Regions from separate parts of the Mus musculus genome. Here all the other regions are linked to region 3. Evidence: chromatin loops called from intact Hi-C (ENCODE). Cell type or tissue: heart. All regions are shown on one strand. Links, peaks and the distances in the headings refer to the core of each region. The heading gives the core; the rest is flanking DNA. Region 1 overlaps Mthfs (5, 10-methenyltetrahydrofolate synthetase). Region 2 has its middle 98 kb from the start of Gm47403. Region 3 has its middle 31 kb from the start of Tmed3.

Region 1 (10,527 bases), core at 925-8,924, 450 kb before region 3:
GGTACATTGAGATCATTGTTATGCCTCAGATCAGATGAAGTTAATACTTTTGCTATATCTCCTCTTTTGTATGCTGAACAAATGTGTTAATTATTAGACTGAAGCCAGGGATGTCCATAGTCCTGGGGACCAGGCCATACTGTCTCAGCTACTTGCAGAAACTCAGGGACACCGCCACGCAGATGACTGCCGCATACTCAGGAGAACTCTTGGTTTGGTTTAGTTTATATTAAGTAGTGACTCAGAGACACTGCCACACAGATGACTGTCACATGCTCAGGAGAGAACACTTGGTTTGGGTTTAGTTTATACTAAGCAAAGAAGAGAGTTGCTAAAGATCCGGCACGATTTGCTGTTTTCAGTGTGATTTGTAGCAGCTCTGCTCTTACAGGAAGTGTTTTAGCAAACCTTTAACCACATCTCCTTCACACAACAGAAACATTGTTGATTTTACTGAAGCCATTTATCGTATTATATAGGGCAGAGTTTTGTAACTTCAATCCATGACTCATTAATGGCTTTGTTTGATTTTGAGACAGAATTTCATGTAGCCCAGGCTGGCCTTACTTGCTACTTCACTGAATGTGATGACTTTGAACTTTTTAACTTGCTTGCACCTTTCAGATGCTGAGGCCACAATGCATGCCACTGTCCCCATGTGTTTAGTGCTGGAGATCAACCTGGGGCACTGTGTGTGCTTGGTAAGCATTATACCAACAGCTTCCTCGTCAGTCACCACACTGGTTTGTTTTGAGACAGAGTCTTCCTAGGTTGCCCAGAGTGTCCTTACATTTACGATGCTTTATCCACAGTCTTTGGAGTTGGGGTACCAGGATGTGCAGTTCTATACCTGGCATCATTGGGCTTTAATTTCCTTAAGAAGCATTAAAAACCAAACCAGAAAGAAATTGAGAAGAAATGTTTATTTAGGTGTGCTGATCATGAAATGGATCTGATATTTTTCTTCCAGTAAGTTCTAAAACACTGTAAAGCTATTGGCTTAGATGTCTTTCTCAAAAGGGCATTCATTATCTGGTGACCTTACAGAGCAATAAGACCAACAGGTACATTTTCTTAACCAGGTACATTTGCTAATTTTGATGGAGACCTAGCAAAACAAACACACAAACAGAAACTCACATGACTTTTTATATATAGCAACATAGTCACACGTGAAATACATGGTTGAAAATAAAAGCAATTCATGGACCATAAGGATACTAATTTCAAGGAAAACCAAAAAATATTTAAATAGAAGTGGTTTTGTATCTGTGCAGGGTCAGGTCTCACCCCTGCCAGGGGTCTCAGCCTTCTCTGTAGTTCCACTAATGCAGGTGTTTGGGAAGTACTGGTCATGTAATCAGCGAGGCATACGAAGTGAGGGAGTTTGTGTGTGTCAACTCTCTCTTAATGCCCCTGTTGATTTTTAAATTCTGTCTAAAAGAAATTTAGTGTTTTCTTTTGTTTTTTTGTTTGTTTGTTTTTGTTTTGTTTTTTTGAGACAGGGTTTCTCTGTGTAGCCCTGGCTTTCCTGGAACTTACTCTGTAGACCAGGCTGGCCTTGAACTCAGAAATCCCCCTGCCTCTGCCTCCTGAGTTCTGTTTCTTAAAGAATGTAATATAGCTTATAATATAGCTCAGTCTGTTTCAGATCTCTGTTTACTAAATTCCAATAAAATACAGGGAGTTTGCTTCTGTATGAGTTCCTCTCCCTTTTGTATCATATAAATTATGTTTCTATGTATTATGCATCCAACAGTGCAGTATAATTATTGCTTTAGATATTTATATGTTTTAGGAAAGAGTTAAGAGAGGAAAGGAAACTGGGTTGATGGGACATGCCTGCAACTGCCTGTTTTTCTAGCATTCTGGAAACTACGGCAGGAGTATCCTCGTGAGTTTGTGGCCAGCCTGAGTTACGTAGTGAGACTGTATGTCTCCTGAAACACCACACACACACATAAATTCTTTTTTTGAATACATAGATGAAGAAAAAGAAAGGCTAAGGTGGACAGATTTAGAAGGATTTCATGTTTATATTTTTCTAACTTTTAGATACTTTTCAGTTTCTTTTTTTTTTTTTATTTTCATTTTATTTACTTTAGTGGGTTGTTTTGTTTTTAAGGTGGAGTCTCTTATACTCCATGCTGGCTTGGAATTACCAAGTAGCTAAAGATGGCCTTGACCTTGTGAGCTCCTGATTCTTTATGTCTGACCCTAGCAAGTACTTTGATTTTAGGTATCTACAACTATTCCTTGTTTATGCTATACCGGGGATTGAACTCAGGTCTTCAAGGCATGCTAGGCAAGCCCTTGTCTAACTGGATCCCAGCTCAATACTTTTTTTTTTTTAAAGGCTATTAATTGTTGTAATAAAGTACTAACCATATATGATATTTATTGAATGACCTCTCTGGTAGACTCACAGTTAGGTTTTATTCCTAAGATAGTATAATAGGCAAGTAACCTAGTCCAGTGATGCGAACTCTAAAGAGTTTTGAGACATCTGTGCTTTGTTCAGTAGATTTATTTTCTTAACTTCCTGCAGTGGTCAGTGTGCTGACAGGCTAAGGATGCAGAGGGCCAGGGGTCCAGTGAGTAGGTGGGATGGGGAGTATCGGTGTTAACAAGGGTGATTGGTTGAGGAGGAAAGGGCTGCTCAAGGACTGGCTGGGTGAAATATTTAGGCTCTGAACACTCAGAGCTAGGGACAGGGAGCTATGAAAAACTTCTCCTGTGGACAGAGATGTGGAAGGGCACAGAGGGAATTCCAGTACTTCTTTCCCTCCCCAGAGACCTTCATTCCCTTTTCATTCCTCTCTCCTACTATCTGCCTTCCCCGTGTCTCCCCCAACTTCATCTCCTTATTGTCTACCCTTTTCCTACTCTGGTTTTTTTTTTTTTTTTTTTTTTTTTTTTTTGGTTTCTCTGTATAGCCCTGGCTGTCCTGGAACTCACTTTGTAGACCAGGCTGGCCTCGAACTCAGAAATCCGCCTGCCTCTGCCTCCCAAGTGCTGGGATTAAAGGCATGTCCCACATGCCCTTCCTACTCTGTTTTAATCATGCAAGCAGTCAATATTGTTTAGCTTGCTATTAGACTGTAACATCTTTATGATTCCTTATTCCTTTATTTTCACTCCTCCCTGTATATTAGTACAAATATAAAAATAGTTAACATTTTAATATAAATGTTTTGGACTCATCGTTATCTGTTTTATCTTAATGGTATTAAATGCTTCATTGGTCCAAGCAATATTTAAAGTTATTAAATGTTATTAAACATCCTAACCATTTTCTTATCTGTTTCCCTCGGGAAGCAGTTCCCAACCTGTGGGTCACGACTTCTTTGGGGATTAAATGACTCTTTCACAGGGGCCACCTAATACCACTGGAAAACACAGATGTTTACATTATAATTCACAACAGTAGCAAAATTACAGTTATGAAGTTACAACAAAAATAATTTTATGACTATGGGTCATCACAACATGAGCAAATGTATTAGAGGGTCACAACATTAAGAAGGTTGAACACAAATACTTTAGAACTTTTGGAATTTATTAAAACTTTCTTTGTAGGTTAATATATTTATTTGATTATTACAGTTTTGTTGGTAATGACATTTCATTTTAACAGGAACAGAAATCTTGTGAAATCCAGTTTGAAGGAGGAGGGGGCTTATTTATTACTTATTTTTGTGCAATGGGAATAGAATTTCAGTGGCATGTGATTGTTGACATTGACATCTCAGTTTAAGAGGAGAGTGTAGGCTACCATTTTCTTGGCATTTCTTTTCTACTTGTGAAATGGCTTCTGCAGATCTTGCCATCACATCTGAGGTAAGCAAGAAGGGAAATGATGGCAGTGGTTGAATGTTAGCTGTCCCCACTGCAAGTAACTTCTGGAAACTCTTACCTCTCATTGGCTTTAATGGTAACAAAACTTATATATAAGGGAAATCTGGAATTTTCCTTTTCTTATTTATATCTATGCAGATTCTAGGGTGGTGCTGGGCCAGTGAAGGGTGGGTCAGTTCCTGTTAGAGTCCTGTAGACTTGCAAAATACTCTGTGGGTTTTTTGTTTTCTGTTTTTTGTTTTGTTTGTTTGTTTGCTTGTTGTCTAAGGGACAAAGCAAGCTCTGTTGCTGTATATTCAGCTGAATTTCCTTCCTGGGCTTGTAAGTGACGTCACCTAATCGGGCAGCAGCCACAGGAGGAAGAAGACAAAGGTCTGTTCTGGCTCCGTCTGTGGCTCCGTCTGTGGCTCCGTCTGTGGCTCCGTCTGTGGCTCCGTCTGTGGCTCCGTCTCAGGGCTCTCCCCTCCACTGACGTCAGGATGCTTGACTTCGTCAGTGGAAATAGGGACAGGATGGACAACTCGAAACTGAGTTGGAATTTATTAAGAAAAAAATTTAATATACATTTAAACACTAGTGGTGAAAGAGTGGGGTGGAGCGGCAGAAGGGGAGAGAGAGACAGAGACAGATTTGCTTAGGACAATGACAGTGTATACCCAAGTGTAGCCATGGGCATCCCAATGGAGAGTTGCCCCTAAATGTCTCAGCATAGCTGTGTGAACATTCTGGTGGATTTGAAATTTACATTTTTCTGGGTCTGGAGAACTGGCTTGGCAGTTAAGAGAAGGTAATATTATTGTAGAAGATCTGAGCTCAGTTTCCAGTACCTGCATCAGGCAGCTCTGGCTCCAGAGGATCTGACTTCCTCTTCCGGCCTACCTGGGCATCTGTACTCATGTGCACATGCCTACACATAACTAAAAATAATAAAATAAATTTTTACATTTTCAATTTTTAAAGGGTTTTAAAGAGTTAGTAAGAATGTTTTGGTATATTTGTTCTTCTGTCAGAAACTTTTTTTATTTTTATTGTAAAGATGGTATATCGAATAGGATTACTGGATAATAAGATAAAAACAGGTTCAAAGAGTCAACAGAATTCTTAGCACAGTGTCTTCCATGTGTCCATGTGCCTCTCACCTTACTCTGCACATTTCCTTTAGTGTATTGTTAAGTGATTTTAGCCAGCTTATACTTGTTATTACTAAAGGTGGGCTTTTCCTTCTTATATAGTATGTATACACTTCTTATGTAGTGTATACACACACACACACACACACATATTCAGGGAGAGAGAGAGAAACAGAGACAGAGAGAGTATTATGTTTGTTTGTTTGTTTTTTACTAGATAGCTCTGATTAATTTAGAAGTCACCATTCTTTTTACCCTAGGCTCCCCAGAGCTGTGATTAAACACATGCCACCATAGCTGATTACTCCAATATATTATAAAGTGTTATTTCCCCTATTGTATAGAGAAACATACCAGCATAATCTCAAGTTTTTTAATAGAAGCAGGAATCTCTGAAAGAATTTCAGAATTATTACAATTGTGCATTATTTCTTAAATTTCATGAAAACAAACATTGACGCTCTGGTTTTATTAAAAATGTTTATCTTTGATTAACAGTTTTCTAAAGGAGGTGTGTAAACTGGATTTCTCGAGGCTGTGTTGGATGAATTGCATACCTTTCTCCAAGCCCAGCAGATGTCAGTGTTTCACAGATGTACAGACTAAAGCAGTGCCTTCGTCCACAATCTCCACATGTGTGTGTCCCTTAGTCATTTACATTAGTCACTGAAGTGGGGTCAACTGGAGACAACCCAAGTCAGGTTTTTACCTGGAGGTAAGGGAATGGGCCTCTGTGGGAAACGATTCATCAATGTCACACAGTGAACCATGAAGCTAAGCCAAGTGTTTTTGTTTCTAAGACTCTCCATTTTCAGAACTGATTAAAAATAGGTACCCAAATCATGGAGATCAAAAAAGGATAATCCAGAGTAGATGCCCCACTTATGGAGGAAAAAGAGGCAAATGCTGTTCCATTTGTTTGGGTGTGCAGACAGCAGTTCAGTCATGATGAATAAGATGCTGGCAGTATCTGAAAGCAGCTAGCTGGAGAAGGAGTTGCTACATGGGAAAGTGACCTTTGAAAACCATTCTGTGCTTGCTTTGACCATAGAGCTCATGTGACACCAGTGCCAGTACTTGTGTGACACCTGAATGATTCCCACATTCTGTCCACTCATAGCCTTATCCAGTGCATTGGAGCAAAATCATACAAACCATTTAGTTCTTTCTTCTTTTTGAGAGGCACTTATCACTGTCCCCAAACATATGGCAATCTCCCCAAATCTGTGAGTTTGTTTATTTTATTTTGATGCACAGGCCATTGCAGCCCCTCTTCCAGACCCCTGTAAGTTCTGTTATTCCAGCACCCACTTCCTTAATGTCATTTTCCTGGACTTAAGCACTTGCCAGTGGGGTACCATGATCTCCTTTCTGTTTTTTGCCTTGGCACATGTACTACTCCATCTATTACGGTTTAGGTGTTCCTTACACTCAACTTCTTGGGTGTGGTTTTAGCTAAGCAAGTTGTTAGTACTTTGTTGGCAAATACCTGTCCCATGTTCTTATAGTTCCTTGGATGAGGCTAGCATATTTATAGAATTATTAATAATGACTAGTTATTGACTTGATTGTATTGAATTTCTGATAAATAAAAAAGCTTTGTGAATTTTTTTTCTCCTTCCCTTCTTATCAGCTGCTTTTATGGTGCATTAAGGATTTCGAGATGAAAGTTTTTTATCCACCAGAAGAAGGCGTATTGAAACAGATAGCAAGGCTAGCTGGAGTGAAAATAACACACATGAATCGTGGGAAAGGATGATAGAGACCTAGGTGATACTATGTCAAAGCACTGACTTCCTTTTTCCTTTATTTACAGCAGTTGGAGTTGTGATGGCACATAGCTCATGTCAGTAAGCTCTGAGGCCTCCTATACATGCAAGAGAAGGGCAATCAGGAGAAACAGACTGTGAGTTTAGTTGCATTGGCTTACCTAGAGAGACTGCCCAGCTTTCAAGTGTCAAACATCTGGGTAAAAGAAGTGGTGGAAGCCATCGAGCCGTTTCTTGCTCAACTCTGAAGCTGGGGAACTGGGCAGCACTGTAACTGATTAGAATAAGGACTTTGTGAGCTCCTTGTGTACAACGTAGATAGATAGAGAGAGCTGCAAAGGCACCCTTACTTACCCTGCACCTACGAGAGATGCTCTTCATTACTCTATAGCAGAGCTTCTCAACCATCCTATGCTGATACAGATCCTCATGCTGTGCTGACACCAACCATAGATTATTTTCATTGCTCCTTCGAAACTGCAATTTTGCTACTGTTATGAGTCATAATATGAATATCTGTTTTCCAACGGCCTGAGGTAACCCTTGTGAAAGGGTTATTCCATTCATCCCAAGGGGTTGCCACCCATGGGTTGAGAACCACTGCTCTAGAGTAAGGCACATTTTAATTGATTCATTCCCCATGCCTGTGGCTGATGCTGGTGGTTTTACATGGGCCAGGGAACCACTCACTCTGCCAGAGCCCCAGTTCTTCTCTTCCTCTCCTATCATAGTTGTTTCTCTTCATTATTGTAGAGAAGCATGTAGTATAAAGTGCACATTTACCTTTCTGAAACACCCAGTCCAGCAGTGCTACGAACATTCTGCTGTGCAACAGCTCTCTTAAGATTTCCATTTGGGGACCTGAAACTGTGCAGTGAGAGATGACACTCTTGCCCCAGCCCCGAGGCAACCACAGTTCTTCTTTCCTTTCTGCACTTGATTAGCCAAAAGGCTGAGAAGTGATCTTTCTTTTCTGAATTAGACTGCGTTACCTATGCGTAAGTGGGGTTGCGCAGAACTTATCTTTCTGAGGTTCTCTGCTTATTTCTCGATTACGTCACACAGAAAAAGGTAACCTTAAAGTTGTAAGAATCTTTAACTTAGATTTGAAATACATCTGAGAAATTGAAGTTTTCTTTCTCTCTTTTTCTTTCCCTTTCTTTCTCTCTTTCCCTCTTTCTCTCTTTCTATCCTTCCCTCCTTCCCTTCCTTTCTTCTTTCTTTCCTTTTTTTTTTTAACATTACATAACCAGAGGAGATTCAAGTTAGAGAAAAAGCATAGGAAAATCTTTCTCTTCTTCCCACTTTTATTTTCCTGTTTGGACAATAAAATACATGAATATCATTCATTTGACTATGAATGGTAGTGTGTTTCCCCCAAACTCAGTGCCAAAATAACACAAAGGAATGCCATTTGGATTAAGATAATACCATCTCTGAACTTTTTTTGTACTGAAAATAATTTGATCTCCCCCTTCCTTAACATTCTTTTTAAATCTTCTAAGATAGGATGAACTGAAGGATTGATTTTCCTCTGTCCTTAAGCCCTAAGGGAGATGCCCAAGGCAAGGGCTGGCACTCTTCACTGTGAAAGAGCAGGTAGTAAGGATCTGGGCCTTAGTGGCTGATATGCATGTTCAGGGACTGACTGTTCCATTTTAGTGGCCAAAGTAAGGTGTGGCTGGGTTCCAGTGAATCTTTATAACCGTATTTGGTGGGGAGGCTGTGGGTTCAAACCGGTGTAGTTGAAGAATCTGAGGCCTTGGAGATGGCTCAGTGGGAAAGAGTACTTGCCTCCCAAGCCTCAGGTATAGCCAAGTATAACTTCCCAGCACCCAAGAAAAAAGCCAGGCATGCCATTCCAGTGCTGTGGGAATGTGGAGACCAGAGGATCCCTCGTGCTTGACTCTACCTCAGAAGAATCAAGCAGAGAGTGAGAGAACATTAGATGTCCTTCTCGGGCATACCCTTAGGCGCACAAAATGTGCCTGAAGGGGTGCATACGCATATACATTACATGCATGCATACATACATACATACATACGTATATGCATTTACTAAAAGAAAATAGCTGTACACTGTTTTTTCCCCACACCCACACAGAATTGGTTCACCTCTTCCCACTTTGGCTCTTGGCAACCAGCTTTGTATCTTTCATATATAGTTACGATTGCTGTTCATAGGCATAGCAGAGATGGTCATACTGTTTAATCAAATATTGTTGGATTATTGTTACTTGTTATCTTAATATCTATATCATATTTTCACATAAAGTGTTAGCCAATATATAATTACATTTTTTAAGTGCTTAAGAAAATAACATGCTTTGAAGTTTGTGTCCTGAAGACTAGAATTTTAGAGCATTCATACACACACACACATATTACATGCATGCACACTATACATACATACATACATACATACACACACACAGACATTTACTAAAAGGAAATACGTGTGCTCTGTTTTGTGTTAACTTTCCTTGGGAAGGTGTGAAACAGCAATAACTTAACCCAGATGTAGCCCTAACAATAAATCCACCCTAGACCATCATGGTAAACCCATGAGTTTGTTTATAGGAATGTGGATAAGGGGTTACTTTCAGAAGAGTGGGTAGCCCCCAAACGCAACAGCTGCATCACTGCGAAGTCCTACCCCATCACAGAGGATGCTGTGCAGACTCTGTCACAGAGTTCCATTTTCAGCTAACCTCCCCTCTTGTTATATACTGCAGCATCTCCTGAGAGCACTCACAACCGATTTTGGGAAGGAGTAATGGCCGGAATCCCAGAAGGGGATCCTGTAGTCTTCCTTCTACTCCTTCTATGAGGGAAGGGGGGAATAGCTCTGTTACCATTACCGTAAACTTGCTTTCATTACATTATTGTTCTTATTTTGCTACCATGGCTATGGGTCAAAGTTATCTCTACTCCATTACACCATTGGGGCAGATAAATCTAACAAAAACTCAGTATTTTTTGATCATAAAGATGAAACATGAAGTAAAAACTAAAAACAACCCATCTCCATGCCCACAACTAACTACTAATACTCACCATGTTCAAACATTGCTGGATCTGTTTGTTAGCGTCTACTGGAGTCAGTCTTTTTCACTTAACAATTGCTACAAGCCCATAAAGGGTGACACATTACAGACTAAAGGGTGAGCTGGAGGGTTAACACTGTACTTTAGTGCAGTGCCCCCACTCCTGCCCAGCAGCCGTTCCAGCTGCCATCCTGCTGGCACCATAGACATACTCTCCCTACTCCCACAGCCTAAGATGTTGGATGGCCAGTGTTCCCTAGCAGTTACTACTTACAAGTTGCCAGTCCTTTTACTGGCCCCTTTCTTGAGTTTCTTTTCTCAGTTTGTGTGCCATCTGCATACACTGTGGCCCAAGCCTGACTAGTATAGATGCTGTATTCCATGTGACTGAGCTTGCTTCCATGGCAGATTTAGTATATATTCTTTGTCTGCCTTATCCTCCAGCAAGAGGCTCTCATCCTTCCCAGCCCTGGAGTCTTGACATCACTGGCTATATGACTTTGTCAAATTACATTCTGTCTTTGAATCTTGATTTTCCCATTTGGAGAAAGCAGATGATTATGTGTCTTGTGGGGTGTGTGGGCAGGTGATGTAAGGATGTGTCTGTGAAGTGGGCAGTATAACTAACAGTGAGCATCAAGTATCAGTGCCACTGGTCCTGATTTCCTTATAGACACTTCTCAGAGGATCCTCTGTAGAAGGAAAGGTACTTTGTTGCCACAG
Region 2 (10,527 bases), core at 1,351-9,350, 210 kb before region 3:
AAAGAAAGTCCCTAATGATGTCTTCCTGGACCTCACAGGATAGGGAATCTTGACTTTTATTTTTACTTAGATGACCTATTATTTTCTTCTACTATTTTTGTGTGTTGTTTGTTTTTATTTTTCCCCATCACACATTTTATGACTTCACTAGACATCCTTAATGGATAACCAAAGCGGTCCAGGGTTATATTTGGGGGATTCCAAATCTATGTCTAGGAGAGGAAAAAGACTGCCAAAGTTCACCCAAGTCTTCTATTAATAGGTCCATGGAAGACAGCATAAAAGGCACATACTGAGCAGAGGAGTTGAAGTCTTATTACAGTATGTGGAGCTGTCCAACTACAAAAGGTGCTGATTCCTCCGTCCATAATCACCAAGTCACAGACCACCCAGAAATCTTTAATTTTTTTTCTTAAGGTGTATTTACATTTTTAATTGTGTATATGTCTGGAGGAACAGTGTGTACACAGAGATGCCTATGGAGGCTTGGTGCATTGGGTTCCACCGAAGCTTGTGTTGCATGTAGTTTTAAACTACCTGCTATAGGTGCTAGGAATTGAATTTGAGTCTTCTGCAAGGGCAGAATACACTCAACTGCTGAGCCATCTCTCCCCACTTCTAGTACATCTTTCCTATGTAATAATATCAACAAGAAAGTGAAGAAGAACCTTGGCTATTTCCAAAAGTTAGGCAGAAATCGCCACGGCCCTTCTTTGGGAATCAAAGGTGTATACCATAAAGAATCAGAGAGATTCAAGAGATGTGCAGGTGGATTTTGGCCAAATTCTTCCCCTGCCACTCCTTCATCTGACACATTTACCTGTGTGAATCTGCAGATGCATTCTGTTGCTTTATACCCACTGTCTAGCTCCAGTCTTTCACACTCTGGAGTTTGTAGAATCACCATATGGTTTTGGCCATTAGAAAAAGGACTTAATAGTCAAATGAATTTGAGCAGCATGAGAATAAATGGTTGTCTTGGCTTTTATATTTCATTTAAAGAATAATATACTTTGGATCTCCAATATAGGAAAATAGTCTAGTGCTCAGCTTCTTAAATTGTTGACAAATATCATGTATGGAGTCACCTAACTTAATATATGGGATGAGGAATGTGGCAATAGTCCACTTACTAGGGACCTAGGAGCACCCTAATTCTTTACCACTGTCCCTTTCAGCATCTCAATTTAGTCCACTTCCATTCCACTGTAACACCCACCAACCCATAGAACCCCTTTTTACCAGGGGCCCCTATGGGCCAAACTAGGTTGGGACTCAGGAATATTACATTTATAATCATTCCTGACCTCCATTCTAGTCTCTTCAGACTTACTTTGGTGTGTGTGTGTGTATATGTGCTGGTGTATATGCATATATGTACAACGGCAGAACTCAAGTTCTGGGGTCAAGCTCAGGGGTCACCTACTTTGCATTTTTGAGACGTGGTCTCTCATTTCGCTTGAAACCTGCCATATTGGTTAGACTGGCTGGCCAAGTCAAGGGGAGTCAGCCTTATCTCACCTCCGGTTCTGGGATTAGAATTATACATCACCACATCTGGTTTCTATGTGTGAGTTCCAAGGATTTAACTCAGGCCCCCATGTTTCCATAGCAAGGGCTTTACCAATGAAAAGTTTCCCTGGCCCCAAGCCTCACTGGCTTATTGTTATACCTTGACTCTATCTTCCTCATCCATGCATCTCCTTTCTCTCTCTCCAAAATTATCCCAAAGTTCTAGAAGTCTTTGCTAGTGGCTGTCCAACCCTTGAGATATCTAGTTGTTCTTTTTGAGTGTCCTTGCCACTGCTGTATGGTAATGACCACAGAACATTACTCATTTTTATATCCAGCCAGACTTTGAACCCCAGGAGATCATAGGGAATGTCTCAGTTATCTTTGTAGCCTATATGCTGACAGTCATTGGAAGCTCAGCCAATGATACCTGCTAATTATTGCACTATTGGATTTATGTCAATGACTTCTTTGTAGATTGTAGATTGTCTCTCAGAGTCCTGGCTTTCTAAGATTTACTTCACTTTAATTTTTAATATGTATAACACTAACTATGGAGCCCTACTTGTACCACTCAGGTGAGGGTGGGTACACTCATCCATGTCCAGTGGCATTACTCACAGAACATATAATGACTTGAGAAACACATTTATTTGAAATACAAATAAGGAGCATGTAGCTAAAGCCCTTCAAATGTCCAACTTTCACCTTCTAGAATTTCAACTCTTTTATTATTCAAAGAGAAAAATTTAATTTTTCCTAACCTAGAGGATGTACATTTTTGCCATAAGTTAACCTAAATTAAAACTTTTCACTAGACCTTTATCTGCTTGTCCATTAATCAAGAATAATGTCTACCTCAATTGACTTGACTGGGCATGTGCCCATCATTCATGGACATTGCCAGTGAACATTGCCCTTTTCTTTTTAAGAATCTTCCACACTCATGCACAGTTTCCCTTTAGTTCTACTGGAGGACTTCATTATGGCCGATTTCAGCCAGTGAAATTGTTGAATTATGACAGGTCCACACAAACCTCCTTGATACATCTAAATGCAAGAGCTGAATCTTGAGGAGTCTGCATTGTGATTTATGCCACTCAATAAGCTTTCCACGTAAAGGGGAGGCAGAAAATGACAAATCAGACAGGAAGCACAAAAGAGAGTAAGTGCAGAAGGAGGGAACTTCTATGAATAGAAACAACATGATTAGAGTTTCTTGTTATGATTTGAATGTGCCCCCTTAATAAACTCACGTATTAAAGTTTAAAGCCATTGTAGTAATATTAAATGGTTACTAAATGGGATTAAAATTTATATGTTGAGGGAGTTTGGAGATGGGACCTTCAATATTTAGTTAGGGTTAGATAAGATCTTGAGAGTGGGTCTCTCTGTTCAGAGTGGCTCTGTAAGAATAGCAAGAAGACAACCTAGAAAGAAGGACTGGAGCCAGACATCACTCTGTCTCTCCATTGCTGACCTCTACTGTATGATAATGTCATGGGGAAGGACATCACTAAGCATATCCAAGTCCATGCTATTAGACTTCTCATCCACCCGAACCACAAGACAAATAAATATCTCCTTTTAAATTACCTGGTCTTGGGCAATTTGTTATACAATGGAAAATCAAAATAAGACACATCTGTGTGCTATGTAATATTACATAGGTCAGTAATATTACGTAGGTCAGTAAGAGATGAAGGGATAGGTTTTTAATTTTAACTTATCTGATGATTTAAATCTTAAGGTCTCACGATATAATACGGATCTTAAGAGACATTGAAGGACAGTAATGATAAGAATCTTTGTCTATATGCTTGTTAATTCAACCTCCTTTTTGCATAGTTCTAATTTAGGAAGAAAGCACATCTTTATTGTCTGCTGTGTATAATGACTGTGGTACTTAGGGAGAGGCAGAAAGATTCAGGTTCTGAAGATAATAGAGCCAGCCACTGGCAGCAGCAAGCCACCCCTTGCAAGGTAGCGTAAAATACAGCCAGTATTTGATAAGACAGCATGACCCTCGTGCCTGTACCCAGAGACATGAAAACCAATCCTATCTAGCACATTTTCTTTTCTATTCTGCAAGACAAAGTGGAATACTGTATAAGGCAGAACTACTCTTTCCAAAATGGTTCCCCAAAGTGGCCATCAGGGAAGCTTTCTTTGAATCGTCTAGAAGATGGATTGAACTGCCAGAACTTAGCAAGGAGAGAGCTATGTTGGCATCCAAGTCCCACATGCAATTCACATTAAGCTGCCATCAAACCATAACATCTATGGGAGAAAGTTTAAAACTTGTTCTGGTTTTCCTCTATAAAGACAATTCAGTGCAGCTTTCTGGATAAGTTCCTATTTTTCCAAAACATATTTTCTTTATTAGTTTATGGTCTCCTTTGCCTGTTGAGTCTGCCTCCTTGGTCGCTGGTATTTGCTTGTAGTTGAAGCAGCACTTAATTTTCTTCATAGAAAATGGCTGCTAGTATATTTCTTCTGTTAGATTCTGAACTTGTGGAGATCAGAGAATCCGTTCCTGTCAGGGACTGGGTGCTATATAGGTGCTGACCCATGGTAGGGATTAGTTGAATAGCTGCTGAGTGACTATCTTTGGTCATATCGATAGGTAGGTATCCAAGGTGACTGCGTTAAGAGATGATGACTGGCGCACAGGCAGGAGAAGAGCCTGGAAGCATGGCCCCTTCTGTAAGGTATCTTTGGAAAAGATTAAAGTTTAACATACAGTGATAAGATGTTGGTTAGTTTCTCTCCGGCTAGCCCAGGCAACCTAGGAGGGCTGCTTTGATGAGAGGAACATTAGAGCAGAAGGGGAGGTGAACATTTTGTTTCTGGCAAGCATGCCATTCAGAGCAGGAGCCAACTCAGCTAGAAGCCCTGGAGTCTGGGTTCAAATCCTTTCCACGCTTGGTTTAACGAGGAGACCTATGTCAGGAGAGAGAACTGAAACATTAACTTTGTTGGACACAGAAAAGAAGGTAAAGGTTGAGGAATAGTAGTGTGGAACTAGAATAACCATTTCTCTCCTTTTTTAAAAAAAGGTTTGTTTGTTTATTATATGTAAGTACACTGTAACTGTCTTCAGACACACCAGAAAAGGGCATCAGATCTCATTACAGATGGTTATGAGCCACCATGTGGTTGCTGGGAATTGAACTCAGGACATCTGGAAGAGCAGGAAGTGCTCTTAACCTATGAGCCATCTCTCCTTTTCTCTTCTTAAGACACTACAAAAATATAGACACTACCCACGGGTGAAGTTGCAGTTCCTGGTCAAAATATGTTCCTGCCTCTAGGGGGAGCTCATGAGCCCCACAAGGATGGCGTGTGGAGTAAAAGCCAACAAGTCAAAGATGTAATCGGATGGCACACTTAGAAGACAGACTGTTTAGAAGAAGAAAAGAAGAAGGCTTGGTTTGTTTTCTGTTAGCTTCTTTGTAGAGTGCTTCAATTTCATTTACTAGTGCCCAGAATTCTTGCTCGCTTTCTCTTTCTCGTTTGCCATGAGATACACACAGGAGGCAGATGTCACATCCATCACTCTAGCAAAGATTCCTGCATGAAAATGTTCACTATGTGTAGCTGAGAAGGGTCAACATTCCCTGATGTCAGTACCAACTCTGGCAACAGTGGCCTGTTTTCTGCAACAAGCCTGAAAACCAAGGAATCCTAGAGGCAGTTAGCATCAGCAGCGACACAGCAATGCCTGTTTGAAATAAGAGAGTGCATGTGAACCTATAAAATGGAAACCAGGGCTTATTTCTGAAGGCTTCCTTAACTTCACTTTGGTGAGGAGAAGAGGTACAGGGTAGGGGAGAGGGAGGAGGAGGAAAAAGAGACAGAAAAGCCTAGCTTTTATGCTATTCACAGTACACTCTTCCAGTTACATCAAGTCTTAAATCAGCAACATCTGTTGATTCTAATCTCAGAGGAAAGCAATTAATCCTCCCTTGGAGACTGCAGTGTAGAAAAAAGAAAGCGTGAAGGTTGGGAGGCCATCTGTACAGCCCCTCATCCTGGCTGGTGTCACCTCAAATGTCACAGAACACTTTACCTCTCCCAAGAAACACTGCTCTGTCTTCAAGGAGGCTCCTGCTCTGCTTTTTTTTGCATCCTGACTGCTTTCCCTGTTGTGTCCCTGAGTCATAGCTGCTGAGGTGAGGCAGCCACCAACCTGGGTCCTGTTCCTAGCTGTGAAAGCAGCTGTTTGACACTGCCCATCCAGTCATCTGGAAGATGATTTATAATTCATATTTGAGCAGCCTGGTGATGTTTGATGAGTCAAAATGTCAGGTAATCTAGTGGCAATGTGTTTGCAGGAGAGTTTTATGGTTTCAGTTCAGAAAGAAACAATTGAGAGCTGACTGATATTAGAGAATTCTATGAAAGATACCATGAGCATCCATATTAGTATTAGAGGGTAATATTAGGACTTCGTTCTGCATTGTTTCCTTTAAAGCAGGATTGCAGTTTTGATGTATGGACACATAAGGAATTCCCAGCAGATCCTATTCCATGGGGACAGGGATTATCATTCTTGCCTTGGAGTGTATAAAACTGAATATTGCAAATGGCATTCTTATAGGTAATCAATGAAAACTGTTTTGATTGTTTGTTTTCTCATTTTAAAAACACATCCTGCATGCCTTGACTTGCAATGTCTATTCACAAATGATAATTCTTTCCCCTTCATCTTTAAACCATTCCTTTCTAATAGGGATTATTATCCCCATTTTACTTGTGAAATTGTGTAACTTTCCTATACTCAGTGTTCAAAAGTTCTAGGAGCAGTTTTCAAACTCATCCTCTTGTTTGCTAATGATTCCAGCATCCCTCCTCCTAGCCTAGCATGTCATGGCTCCAGCATCCCTCCTCCTGGTCTAGTGTGTCCTGCTCCAGCATCCCTCCTCTTAATCTAGCATGTCACTTACTTATTTTGTCATTCATCCCTTGGATCAGCAAACATTTCTGGGTTCCCTCATTCTTGTTCTAAATCTAGTGCTAAACACTGAGAATAGCAATGCCAAAACATAGGTTCATCCTTGAGGAATTCCCAGACTGGTGAAGAAATCAAATGGGCATCTGATAATGCCAAATTAGTGTGCTAAGACACTGGGGAATGTTGTAAAATTGAAGACTTTTACTCAGTACATTTATTGAGCATTTACAGGTGGCTTGATCTATGAGAACAACCAAAGGAGACACAGGCACAAATGTCTCTTTTAGGTGCCCCAGGCTAACGGTCAAAGGGCAAAAGGAAGCATCAACCTCAGATATGCAACAAATATACCTGTTTACCAATAATTGAACTTAGCTCTATTCTAGCTCATGTTGTGTCAGAGCAGAAGAAACTTAGCATCAATCACAGGTAGTTTGAAGTTTCCAAGGGATGTAGAAAGTCCTTGGTGATGGGTGTTCTGAGATATAGAAAAAGTCCTTGGTGATGGGTAGAGATGGGTCAGAGCAGAGGCATCTATTATTTTTATCCATTGACCCCTTTCTATGGTCCTCCCATGTTCTACATGGGTAAGGAAGACCATTTCTCCTCATTCTGAGTGATACATGGAAAGAGAGGGTGGGTACCATAGCCATGGCTGCCTTTGGGAAGCTATCTGAGGTTCTATTTAATAAGATCTTGTCACCATCCCATTCTCTGTGTGGGAAATTGTTACCTTTTCTCATTTGTTTGGGAACCCACACAGTCTCAATTTTTCCTCCTCTTTCTTTTACCCTTCTTATTTTTCCAAGTACTTCTTCCTGTTTCTTAAGGTTTTCCTCTGAGGAATTTAGCACCATCTCCTTAATTAACTGTGGAACGTATGCTGTGGAAGCAGAAGGCAAGAAGACTGACAAGCTGTTTATATTTGTGTCCCCTTGACAGTTCCTCCCCCAGACCATGAACACAGACAGCCATGAGGACTAATGGAGTGAGAGCTCCTGTGAGTAACAAGAACAGAAAGGACTAAGAGAAAGAAAACAAAAAATATTCTCCCTGCAAAGAAGCAGTAAAATGCACTATAGGAAGAGAGTTAGGAAATGCTAGGTTAGAGGGATAGTCTAGAGAGTTCACATCAAAGAGCCAGTTCTTAACTCTGTTTACAACAGGAAGGGACAAAAATAGTAGTTAGTTCCCCCAGATAACCAAGGGACAAAAGAAGGATCCAAAGAAAAATAAAGGGGCTGAGGAGATGGCCCAGTTGGCAAAGTGCTTGGCATGGAAGCGTAAGGTCCCACGTTCAATCCTCAGAGTCCCCTTACGGAAATGGGCATATTGTCACATTGCTAATAATCCCAGCACCAGGAAGACACAGGCAATAGATCCGTTGGGCTCATTGGTAATCTGGCCTCGCCAAATTGGTGGCTTCAAGACAGTGACACAGGCTGTGATAGATGGCTTCTATGGAATGATAACCCAGGTTGTCCTCTGATCTTCTCATGCACTTTCACATGCATGGGCACACAAATACACATGCCTGTGAATACAAACATACCATTAAAAGTTCTTGAAAAAGTCATATGGAAACCTACTACTGTAGAATCCTCCTAAATATATACACATTTAAAAAGAATTACCCTATAGCAGGGGAAAAAGAGACAATATCACAACTGGCCATCACATACTACCAAGTTAACTTCCCAGGAGTGGGAATGAGTTAACTTTGAGTTGTTGACTGATGGGAGTCCATCGATCTCCCAGGTGTTAAGACTGTTGTCAATGTTTGCTTATCCTCCAGAACTTGATAGTAAGACCCTATTGCTGAACATACTACATACTTAAGTTATAGAGCATGGAGAAATCTAGCTGGTGATCCATAGGAAAGCTTTATCCCTGATGGCTAGCATTCATAGTGCCACAGGGTATACCCTTTCTACTATCAGAGGCGTAAAAATAAACATCAGTCTTACCCACCTATAGTATGGCATTGTTCAATACAAGCTCCAATAACCAAAGGCTTAGCAAGATATTCCCATTTGTGCAATACTAACATGAATGTTATAGGATTTTATTGAATTTAATATCCATTACGTAAGATGGAACCCACACCTGGTACTGTAATGAGGCCAAGATCCTGAGGCTATCTAGGCCAAGGGCCCTAGGGGAAAACCTACTTCTATTGTTCTTCTAAAGGAACATAGCAATAAAACAACTCTTAATGAATCATAGTTATGCTCATAGTTCAGGGCATCATTCCACTGTCACTGGAGAAGCTTCTTTCAGGAGATGGCGACATAGAAACCCACAACTATGCAGAGAATAAGAAACTTTGGACTGCTCGTCCCTAAATGGGATGTCAATGGCACATGCTTTCCCTCAAGGCTCGAGGATCTATGTGGAAGAAGGAGTGGAAAGATTGTAAGAGCCTGAGTTGGTGGAGGCTCCAAGGAAACAGAATATCCAGGCACAACAAGGCAGATGTGCATGTGACATCGCAAAGAGCATGACAGCATATAGAAGGCTTGCACAAGCTGAAGCCTGACAAAATCTCAGCAGGAGGAGGGGAAGTAGTTGCAAAGGCCTACCCGCCCCCAACCAAGAAGCTATTCACAATTGGTACCTGCTAGGAGAGACAAAGTCAGATCTCTTCACTAGAGTGACACTGGGTATATCAACTACATTCCAGGACAGGCCTTATGCTCAGGAGTAGGTGGCCAAAACAAATCATACTCCATATTTTTATACATCTATCTATGTGTGCAGGACAGGGGTTGTCTCCATTTTGCTTTTGTCTTAAGAGAAAAGATGAAGTTGGATGGGTAAGGAGATGGGGAAGATCTGGAGGAAAGGAAAGGATATGGTCAAGATGTATTTATGAATTCTCCAAGAGTAAATATAGAGACATTATTAAAATAATTTAAATAGATAGAATCTCAAAGGAGTGAGTGCCATGAGCCCTGAGACTCATAAATGTTCCTGCACAATAGAGACAGCAAAGGGGTAAGCAGGGGCAGACAGAGAGAGAGAGAGGAGTCAGCAATGTGTGAAGTCTGGAGAAACCAAGCTGGGGTATGTGAAAAGCATCCCTAGGTCTGTCGGTACCACATCACTGGTGACTTCTGGTTTATAACAGCACGTGTCCAGCAAATGTCCTCTTAACCTCTCCTGAGGCCTCCATGGAGCTCCACACCTGTTATATAAAGAAAGCCACTCTACCTAAAGCCGAAACTCCTTTGTCAGAATCTATCCAGGAACTCTTCCAAGTGCACAGATTATAGAAATGAGGTAAGGGCAAACAAGCCCACCCAGGTGGCCTCCTGTAAACCTTGGGCTGCAGGGCATTGTTTCAGGAGAATCTGAGCAGGAGAATCTGAGGTGGTTCATATTTAATTCCTTTGTCCCTTGACCTAGGGACCAAATGAATGGCTTGTGAATCACACAGAAACTGCCTTATATATGCAAGAGCCTAATTGCTGTTTTCTTGGCCTGTCCACTGCATCCATCCTATTGAGAATTGGTATCTTAGGATGAACAGTTCCTGGGAAATTCAGCAGCCTCTAAAAGTGGTAGGTACTAGAAACAGTAGTGTCAAAGTCACTGTAGCCACACTGTCAGGAAATGACTCTCAGGATAGAAGTCTCATTAGAATTCTAGTCAGCAGAAGTTGTCTGGAATACAGGTACTGCACTGGGATATGTGAAAGCCAATTTACTCTCTGCTGCAATCAGAGGAGGACATTCGGCCATTTCTCAGGGAAGCAGGAGGTCATCTCCCTACCCTGCTATGCCAACAGACCCTTAAGCCAACACATTTTGGCTGGTGAAGGAGAGTAAGGGTGGGATATGGTGTAGCTTCCCCCAGCCTTAAGTAGGCTGGCTTTGACCTTGCTGCCACTGAGAATGAGACCACCTGGGGTGGAGCCTTAGATGGCTCTATTGTTCTGTCACCTGCTGCTGCTCTTCTCCAAGACACTGCTACCTGCTGAGAGGCCCTTGAGATATTCAGGAGATAGCATCTGGCAGATCACCTACAGGCTGGCAGCAGGCATCAAGAATGGATTG
Region 3 (10,527 bases), core at 1,307-9,306:
CTTATTTCATACTAAGAGCAAAAGTGGTGGGTACTCAGAGAATCTCATGGTGCATTAAGAACCCTCTCATGTCATGTGAGCAACAGAAATAAAGGTCCTATTTTCAAATAAACTTAGATCTATATATGCTGTAGACATAGATATGCTTAAATTAAGTATAAACATTTATAAGTGGAAACTCTCTATTGTTCCCAAAGCCAAACTGAGAAACAGAAATCATAATCAAGACAATAAAAATAGAGGCTGGCTGGAGAGATGGCTCAGCTGTTAAGAGCACTGAATGCTCTTCCAGAGGCCCTGAGTTCAATTCCCAGCAACCACATGGTGACTCACAACCATCTGTAATGAGATCAGATGCCCTCTTCTGGTGTGTCTGAAGATAGCGACAGTGTACCCATATACATAAAATAAATAAATATTTTAAAAAGAATATATATATACATATATGTGTGTGTGTGTGTGTATGAAAAAGAAAGAAGCAAGCAATAAAGATGGTGAGGAGAAATAAGTCCATTATATCATAAACATTACTCCATTAATATAGAGTCTGGGTAAGGTTTTAAATGCTGAGTGAAATCCTCTCATTGACATTTCAATGGAGTAATGGATACTCATCAGACTGGAACGCCAGCCTGTGGATCTGAGAACTGCTCCTGCAGTCCTGATTGGGCTTCAAAATACAAAATTGGTTTGCAAACTTTACTCCCCCTGTATTTTTTTTTTGAAACACTCATATTGGCTGCAGAATGATGAGTCAGTTTCACAGGCTTCTGAGCCAGAGAAACACCAGAGCCAAGACAAACGTGTCACAGAAAACACATGGGGCTCACAGGCTGGTTGTAGGAGCTGGCATCCTGCTAAGCCGACCACACAAGCTTTCTGACAGTGTGTACGCCAAATAACTTCCTCAAGAGAGCCTTTTTATTTTTGGAATAATTTTTTTAAAGACTTACTTTTAGGTCTCAAGTGATGGCTCAGCAGTTAAGAGCACTGGCTGCTCTTCCAGAGGTCCTGAGTTCAATTCCCAGCAACCACATGGCATCTCACAACCATCTGTAATGGGCTAGAATGCCCTCTTCTGATGTGTCTAAAGACAGCTGCAATGTACTCATATGAATAAAATAAATAAATTTCTTTTAAAAGATTTATTTTTATGATTTTAAGTATATATATGGTACACGCTCACAAATGAAAGTCCCCACAGGGGTTAGAAGTGTTGGGTTCCACTCCAGCTGGGGCTAGAGGCCGTTGTGAGCCACCTGATGTGGGTGCTGGGAATCAAACTCAGGTCCTCTGGAAGATATGTGCTCTTAACCACTGAGCCATCTTCCCAGCCATGAACTCATTCTTTGAAACTTAAACATATTTGTTAATATAACATAGAAATGTCACTTAGGACTTCGAATATCCATTGTTCATGTGGCCATCTCCATAAGAATACTTTCAGAAACCAACATTGCTCACTCTTCTACTGGTCGGATAGCTCTGTAGCACTCAGTATCCTAACAGTACAGTTAAGTTCGCACTGGAAGTCGGGGGTAGGGGAGGGTCCCTTCACAAGCATTGGGCTCTCTGTGTCCCTGGCAGGAATTCATCATCTGCTGACCATTGATTTCTCTTGTGTTTCCAGCAGAGTCGGACTAAGCCTTCCCTCCTTTCACACCTGGGCTAACAATCACCTCTGCTTCTCTACCTACCCAGATACTTACTGTGAGGCAGCTGTGAGTTCCCAAAGAGGATTGTCTACACCTGCCTTTCAGGATGGTTTGCTTTGTATCAGCAGTGTGCGGAATGTCTGCCCAGCTGCTCCAGCGCGGTTAGAGGATGGGCTCTTCAGCAGGGTTATTTCCATATTGCTCATGGCATTTAACAGAGAAGCCTTCACATAAAGCTATAAACAGTTACATTATTTTATTGATAGCATTCAGCTCTTAACCCCTAAAGCATAAAACCAGTTACGCCCCGTTCCATTCCCTGGAACTTGAACTTAGCAAGAACTTCCAATTCTGTTAATAGGCCAAATAGTTCTAAAATTCTACACAAAACTTCCTCTAAATACTTCAAAAATTGAACAATTAGGGAGATATAATTCCGTGATAAACTTTGCACTTAGCATGAGAAAGGGTCTAGGTGAAATCCCCCACACTAAATACAATATCAAAAAAAAAAAATCCAAGTAGCTTCTCTTTTAGGGACCAAAGAACTGATCCATCAAAAATTATTATACTGAAACCTTAAGAGAAAATGAAAAGCCAAAGAGGTAACTCTGGCACTCACAAAGGTCATTTGTTAATGGTATAGGATGCATTTGCGGCTGCAAACTTTTCTATTAAGGAAAATTCACTCTCCTCCCAACAACTATCAGTGACCCAGTATCTCCTCAGCTCGGGCTGGGAGCTCAGGCTCACCTCCCGCCTCTGTGCCATGATCTTGTCAGACTTGACCTTGTGCAGACATTGTGAGGCCTGGCACAGCTGCTGAGTTCATATGCGCACTGCCCAGTTGTATCTGGAAAGCCCGGCTTCCTCATAACCATCTCCCAACTCTGGTTCTTACACTCTTGCAGTTCCTTCATCCCTGATGATCCCTGAGCCTTTAAAGATGGAGTTGACCACATACCTAAGAGAATATGAGCAGCAGCACTAGTTGGTCTCTATGTGATTTTTAAAAATAAGAACACATAATCTAGTGGGTATGGAAGTAGACATATCTGGAAGGAGATAGGGAAAGGAAAGTAATGTTCAAAATACAGCGAATATTATCAGATAACTAATAAAAGTATTTTAGTTTAAAATTTTTCATCCAATATATTTTGATCATATTCTTTCCAGATCTTCCCCACCTCTCTACCCACCTAACTACATGTTCTCAGCATTCTTTCTCTCTAAAAGAGAAAAGAGAACCAAGGCAAATAAAAGAGATGAAAGTACAAAAAAATACAAACACACAAAAACAAACAAACCAACAAAAATCACCCCAACTACTCCCGGGCATTGCATGGTGTCTTCCGTGAAGTGTGATGGATAAACCTGTGGCATCCCATTGAAGGAAACTTCTTTTTCCCTTTCCCAGAAGGTGTTCATTGCAAATAGCTTCTTGATAAGAGGTGGGACATTGTGCCTACTTTTCCTTCTCTATGCTATGGTTCTGTCTGGTTTGAAGCTGTACAAGACTTGTGCTCGCCCTTAGGCTTCATCTGTGACTCATAACTTTACTTAAGATGCTGTGTTACTCAAGGATAAAACTTAACTCTCCAATTCACGGAGCTCATGCAGGAGGCCAACAAGCAGCCAGAACGTGTGAGCATCACTTGGTGAGCTTCCTGCAGCTCTTTGCGATGGTCTGGGTATTGCGAACAATCGGGTTCCTTGGAAATAAACTCAGCAACACTGGTGCCCTTGCATTTGACTTTCACCAACTAGGAGAAAGAATACACTTTTGGGGTAGGAACAAGTCTATGGTACCCAAGAAAGATAGTAGAAAGTAGAAAGGAGGTTCCCTGTCCCCATAGCTAAAAGCATTCCTCCCTAAGTGTGATATGGTCAGAATTCTGGGACTCAGGCTGGCCAACAGAACAGTGGGCTGGCAGTGCTAGTAAGAGTTTAGAGTGAAGAGAAAGCAGGGGTGGGGATGGGAGATGGAGATTGCCAACTAATAATAGATAGAGAGGGGAACTGTGCAAAGGAGACATGACTGGCCTCTGGCAGCTTAGGAAAAGACAGGGTCCCTCATAGAATTGGTGCTACCAGTGCAGGCTGGGTGCCCACAGCAAGATTTCCCCAAACCCTGAAACATTACATTTATTGTGAATTGGGCAGTGTGCTGATATGGACATTGGCATGTGGCAGCTCTAGGCAGACACTACTGTCAGCTATGAGAAGATAGGGCTCATCATGGCTTATATTATTGTGTAATTGTTGTAGCTGTTAGAATAATTGTGGGGAGAGCCTGCGGTCCTCCCAGATGCCAGCATCCATAGAAAGAAGCTGTCTCTAGGAACAGCACCTACTAAGCTGGCCATTTCATTCCAGTTCCCAACTCCTGAGACATAAGCCATCATCACAGTAAACCTACAAGCTGCAGGGATGCCTGCAGGGTGGCCTCAGAGTCCATCTTCCTGAGACAACCTGCCCTTCCTTTACCTTGACAAAGGCTTGGATGATATAGGGGAGACCCTTTACGATAATCTAAGCCCTGATTTTGTAGGAAGTGTTGAAGATAGAGACTCCATCCAAGGGGTTACTTTGGGCACAATGCAAATAATTTTACAGTTAGGGAAATGGGGGCTCAGACCAAACCACTTCCTGCTTAGTAGCAGAAGTGGTCACCTCTTAACCATGGTACAGTGTTCTTTAATGTTTGGCTTTTGAAACATCTTTCTATATAGTCCTGATGATTTGGTATTCACTATGTGACTCAGGCTGACCTTAAACTAATGGCAATCCTTCTGCCCCCATCTCCTGAATGCTAAGACTAGAGGCATGAACTACAACAGCAGGTGAACTGTGTGGTGTCCCTAAGGATGCAGCCTCTGATAGCATCAAGATTTTGACAAGCTCTCTGAGGGAGAAGAGAAGTAGTTTGGAAACAGTAAGAGCAAGTCAGAGAGTTGCCTGGTGGTAAATGTGAGCCTGTGAGTGTGCTGAAATGACTCTACAATCGCACAGCATCGTGCCAGGCCCCTTTGAGGCGCTGCGAAAGAATCAGGCAAGCGATATGACCATCCTGACAATATACCAGAGCCAGAGCAGAGCAGCTGTAGAAACTCTTGTCCTCCAGGAGGCATTCTGATGACGCTCCAAGCCTGGTCTTCCAACCTGGGCACCCTAGGGCCGGGGAATAACCTCCATGACATTCAGCAGTTGCTCTAGACCCAAGACACCCAAGGGGATACTCTAGTGCTACTGATACAACCTGGTCTTCACAGGGGGTTATGGTTCTATGGATCACCTGCTACCTCTTGACTATTGTTCTGCTGAGTGTGCATGTCCCAGACTGTCCCTGCTGAGGTTAGCAGGAAGCAAGGCTGAGACAGTCTCATTAGCTCCTGTCCATTGTGGGATTTTCTACTTCTGGTTCATGGGGGTCTGTGTGAATTGTTGCCTTTGTTCAAGCTGGCTATGCAAGACAGGTCACACCAACTGGCCAGAGTTTTAGCTCTGCTGCCACCTGGTGGTAGGAATTGCCTTTCACAGGAATTAGAACTTTCTGCAGCCTTACAACTGCTTAAAATGATCATATAGATCTCCTTCCGTGTCTTTTTAAAAAAATCAACTTGCTTTATTGATACACACAAGAAAGAAAAATCTGAATGTGCATTGTCTTGAACATACAGCATCCAACCCCACCCGAGGTGCCAAACAAAAGAATAATTTGAAATAACATCATGAAAAATAAGTTCTTTAATAAAGGCATCAGTTAGGTTCATCTAAGGCTCTGCTCTTTCAAGTATCGGAGGAATTTCCACGATGCTGAAGTGAGGTATAGGAGCCTACCTGTGTTGGCCTGGGTTATATCTGATTATATACAAACACCATGACAGGGAAAGATTTCTCATCTGCCAAAAAATTGTATTACTTTCACAGATGTATTAAAATTTGTTTAGATTAAATGAAATGTTAAGATTGTTCATAAAATTATCTCAGGGAGAGGGATTTCTTCAGTTTTGATGTATCTTTTCTTACCTTCTGATAAAAGAAACATCCTTCTCAATTTAATTATTTAGTGTCAGCATAACCGTTTGCTGTTGCATATGGTGTGCACTAATGCACACAGCTTTATGCCAAAGCTCCTCCACTGGTGAGAAGCCATGCTAATGACTGGATGGGGACCATGGTGGCGGATTGCCATCTTCCACGTGGTACAAAAGTTTTACAGATTTGGAAACAAATGAACAGAAACTAAACCAAAAAGGATGGCTAAAACAATCCTGGATAATGAAAGAACTACTGAAGGCATCACTACCCCCAATCTCAAATGATGCTACAGAGCTATAGTAATAAAAACAGAATAATATTGGCATACAAACAGACAGGTGAATAAATTGAGTCAAACTGAAGCCTTAGACGTAAGTTCATACATCTCCATATGTGATATGTGTGTGTGTGTGTGTGTGTGTGTGTGTGTGTGTGTGTGTGTGTGTTTATGAATGACCTGGAAACACACGTGGATAAAAGGTAGCATCTTTAACAAACTGTGCTGATCAAAGTGGACTGCTGCTTGTGGATGTCTCCAAATAGGTCCACATTTATCACTCTGCATAAAAACCTCCAAATGGATCAAAGACACAACATAAGGCCGAATACACTGCATCTAACTCCACTCTTTGTCTACTTTGAAGATAGCAAGGTGCCTTGGTCCTGAAGAATCCTGTATAAGTAAATCAGGAAATATTGGGAAATTCTTTAACCATGATTGGACAAATGAGAAGAGAATCCATAGCCTGGAATTCAACTAGAGAAAAAAAGAAAGTTGGATGCATTGTGGGTATAATGCAGGCAAATTAAAGTAATGGTCAAGAAAGGAGAATACTCCTGAATAGCATTGTAGCCCATTGGTAGAGCACTCGCCTAGCATGCACAGGGTCTTAGATTCAATCTCCAGAAGTACAGAGGAAAAGGGGAGGCACCACAAGGTTTAACTGAGGCTACCCAGTTGATTCCATGGTTGTGGAGGAGAAGGTCTCTGGGGAAGGAAAATCCTGAAGCCCAATAAGAATTTATTTTGCTTATCTCCATCTCCCCTCTCCCCTCTCCTCCCCTCTCCCCTCTCCCCTCTCCTCCCCTCTCCTCCCCTCTCCTCCTCTCTCCCCTCTCCTCCCCTCTCCCCTCTCCTCCCCTCTCCTCCCCTCTCCTCCCCTCTCCTCCCCTCTCCTCCCCTCTCCTCCCCTCTCCTCCCCTCTCCTCCCCTCTCCTCCCCTCTCCTCCCCTCTCCTCCCCTCTCCTCCCCTCTCCTCCCCTCTCCTCCCCTCTCCACTCTCCTCTCTCCCCTCTCCCCTCTCCCCTCTCCCCTCTCCCCTCTCCCCTCTCCCCTCTCCCTCAAATACACAGCCTCAATGAACCCTTTTAAGGCTACACACATTATATGTATGCAGTGTTCTTGAAATAGGTCCTACTTGGAATAACTCTTGGTAAATTAGTACAGTATTGGTAATTCTAGAGTCTAATACTTAATACAATTTCAAGATATTTAGGTTCATATGCTTTCAATTCATTACTCTCAAACCATTACCAGCTCATGTGTTTCCCTGGAGAAGCTAACTGGGAAAACTTTGCAGATATCTTTCATAGGACCTGGGACTGAGCTCTGCTCTGTGGAAGAACTGCTTGAATGTTCAGAAAATAGAACAACCCTAAAAGAGAAATGTGAGCCTTGTGCATGCCAAGCACAGATATTTTAAATATGACTGTCACTCAGAGAAGCACCAGAAGCTAAAAGGCTCAGCAACACTCCTCTCCTTTATTAACTCATAGATCCCTGAGATCCTGGGGATATGTGGCATTACTTTGAAAAATACTGCATTGACAATTCAGTTCTGTCACTTAGGGGTCATAAAATGCAGCATCATAATTTAATACTAAATGAGAGGACTAGAAATAGTAACAAAGGGAAATTATCAATCAGTTTCCAGGTAAGGAAACTGAAAGGATGCTGGGTGTTTTCAAAATACTAAAAGGGATGGAGGAGCCAAAAAGAAAAGCTAAAGCCAAATGTGATTAGCAAAGCAAAGAGAAGAAAGAGATGGTGTTCAGAGACTTGAATTTAGTTTTTCTGGGACTAAATTCAGCTGTTACAACTGCTTCATCAGATCCCTGGAGCCTACGCAGCATAGCCAAAGCTACGACTGCCATTGGCTGAAAGTGAACCTTCAGGTAAGGGATGAAAGCTGCTTTTCTTCCTTTTGAGGGAAAGCAAGTCTGCCTCTTCTAGCCAGGACCTGGCCCAGCTGGGCCTTCATAGTTCCTGAAGATCAACATCTGATGAAGTTTCCCGGGACTTGTGATGAAGCAAGATAGAAGATGCTTGTGCAATCAAGTATGAGAATACTGGTGTGCCACAAAAAAAACAAAAACAAAAACCAAAAACCAAACAGCAAAAACAAAAACAAACAAACAAAAACAAACAAACAAAAAACCTAACCAAACAAAATTTATCAAACAGCTGTTCCTGGTTCCTGTAGCTAGCTGTTGCTTTTTACTAGTTATGGTGGAAGGAGGGGTTCATGCATTTCTTCCTTCCTGCATTAAATGCTTTGATATACTCAACTGTAGCGTTACCTCCTATTAGCAGAATCTAACAGCTCTTATAAACAGTATTCCCCAAACCATCTACTGCAACCACCCTAGACCCTGAGCAGGCTCTTTCTAACATAACACTCCGCTGCTGAGGGACCCCTGAGCCCAGAATGTGCAAACTTCCTCCAAGCAGCTACTAAGCTCCAGATCTTCAGCCTCAGCTGTTCCTGGTGGTCTTTGGCCACAAAGCATTACACTTCCAATCTACTTCCAATCTAGTTCCAGGCAGGAGGGCTGGGCTCTGGTCATCATTGTAAAAAGGTGACCAAAAAAAAAAAAAAAAATGCATCTTGCCTGCCCTAAGCAATTGAACAATAATATGACTTGGATTTCAAATGTTTCCCCACAGATTCATGCTTTGAGCTCTTCTTCCCCAAGTGATATCGAGTTTAGAGATGCCGTGCAACTTCTAGATGGTGGGGCTTGGCAGGCAGAAGTGGACCACTTGGGATGGGCTTTTAGAGGCTGTAGTCTGGAAACATCCGGTTCCAGATGTTTCCTAACCCACAGCCATGAAAGAGTTTGTGCCTCACACTCTAGCTACCATGGTCCTGGTCAGATCCACTCCACCCTGTTAGACTGAGGCCTCCTGAAACCACATTCCCTACTTCAGATTGCTTCTGTCAAGTATTTAGTCCTAGCATGGCAGAACTAATACAGGTTTTTGTGTAAGATGTAGACAAGAGGCCAATCTCTGAGTGAGCTAGTGAACGGGCCAGTCTGAATTTTTGTTTGCTTGTTTGTTTTCAGAAGAGAAGGAAATAAAGAATGGGCATGAGTTGGGTGGGTAGGGAAGAGAGGACCTGAGAGGAATTTAGGCATAGGAAACTGTGATCAGAATATATTGTCTGAAAATTAAAAAGTGTATAGATAGATAGTGATATATACATATAGATGATGTAGATACAGATATTTAGCAATAGGTATATAGACCGTATTCTGAGAGAGAGAGAGAGAGAGAGAGAGAGAGAGAGAGAGAGAGAGAGAGAGATGAAAGAGAGAGAGAGAGAGAGAGCGCGAGCGAGCTTCAGAAACCCAAGAGTCCTGGAAACACACAAAGGGAAAAGTGGCTACCAGAGAAATCCACAAACCAGCCCCAGCCATTGGGGCAGTTCTCTGGTGGAAGGTAAAGAAAACAGAAGCCATGTCCAGAGTATAAGTCAGACAATCCTGCTTTCAGAATCACAGTCCTAAAAGCTGGATGGAAGTTTTAATGGATTAAAGATCCTCTAGCAGACAAGTTAATGGTAGAAAGCTTTTTTAAATTTTTAATTGTTTATTTTTGTCATGTTCTATGAGTCAGCTTATGACATCTGAGGGATACTAATGTGTTTTTTTAAAAAATTAAAGCTAGTTTACATCAGGGGCCTAAGGAGCAGATGAGATCCACATATTGAGAAGCCTCAGTTTAGCCACAAGCCCAGGGTGAGGGAAGGCCCAGAGAGGTAGATGTGGAAGGCAGAGCTCATCACTGATGAGCTGCAGGCAGAAGAGTGTGGACTCAAGCCAGGAAGTGCAGGAGAGGTTGTGCCCTCCTCTCTCTTGGTGGCAGCTAAACAGATCTCATCAACTGGGAATAACACTGGAATTTGACAGCTCTAAGTCAGAGGCCAGTCAGTAGATTGGATTCTGGAGCCACCTATTGGTCACTCTCTGCCATGTATCCAGAGAACTCTACCCTGCTCTCTTATCCTCCACCGTAATTTAAACTTTTCTGTTCCATTATTCCTGATATCTATTCACTCAACTGGTTTTTCTTTTCTTTTTTTTAAATCTCTTCTTCCTTTATGGTACCTTCCCCCAATTACTAAATTACTGACATGCATTGAAAATGGAGCACACATATCTGGCCAATAGGACATGTCATACCACTGCACACAATGCATATTCTTGTACATATTATATACACATTTTCTCATTTAAAATTGGCTCATGGGCTGAGGAGATGGATCAATGAGTGAAGTGCTTGCTGGGCAAGGATGAGAACCTGAGTTCAGACCTCCAACACTCACATAAAAAAAAAACAGACATGGGATGTGCACTTGCAATCCCAGAGACACCTGGATCTCCAGAGCTTGCTAGCCACCCAGTGTAGCTAATGGGTGAGCTCCAGGCTCAACAGTAGACTCTGTCTCTGAAAATTATATTCAGGGCCCAGGAGGAAGATACCCAAAGTCAACCTCCAGCCTCTACATGCACACACACACAGGCAGGAACACTTACACACATGCGC

The links. A loop is a pair of places that touch in the nucleus more often than their neighbours do. Peaks named below come from ENCODE experiments on the same cell type or tissue, not always from the same donor. Only the 100,000 strongest peaks of a DNase experiment are listed, where the experiment ranks them.
Region 1: a loop joins it to region 3, with 10 times the contacts of the local background. A loop is called at or near these places in 25 of 42 quality-filtered maps.
Region 2: a loop joins it to region 3, with 9 times the contacts of the local background. A loop is called at or near these places in 18 of 42 quality-filtered maps.

The regions. Positions count from the first base shown.
Region 1 is chr9:89,220,685-89,231,211 of GRCm38, forward strand. All of the region lies in intron 2 of Mthfs (5, 10-methenyltetrahydrofolate synthetase), which reads left to right. Among named protein-coding and RNA genes, the nearest start is that of Mthfs, 15 kb to the left of the region's middle. In heart, for the core only: a CTCF peak has its summit at 5,557 (motif pointing right); no DNase peak of the experiment used is centred there.
Region 2 is chr9:89,456,555-89,467,081 of GRCm38, forward strand. No RefSeq gene overlaps it. Among named protein-coding and RNA genes, the nearest start is that of Gm47403, 98 kb to the right of the region's middle. In heart, for the core only: a CTCF peak has its summit at 4,828 (motif pointing right); no DNase peak of the experiment used is centred there.
Region 3 is chr9:89,669,277-89,679,803 of GRCm38, forward strand. No RefSeq gene overlaps it. Among named protein-coding and RNA genes, the nearest start is that of Tmed3, 31 kb to the right of the region's middle. In heart, for the core only: a CTCF peak has its summit at 5,169 (motif pointing left); no DNase peak of the experiment used is centred there.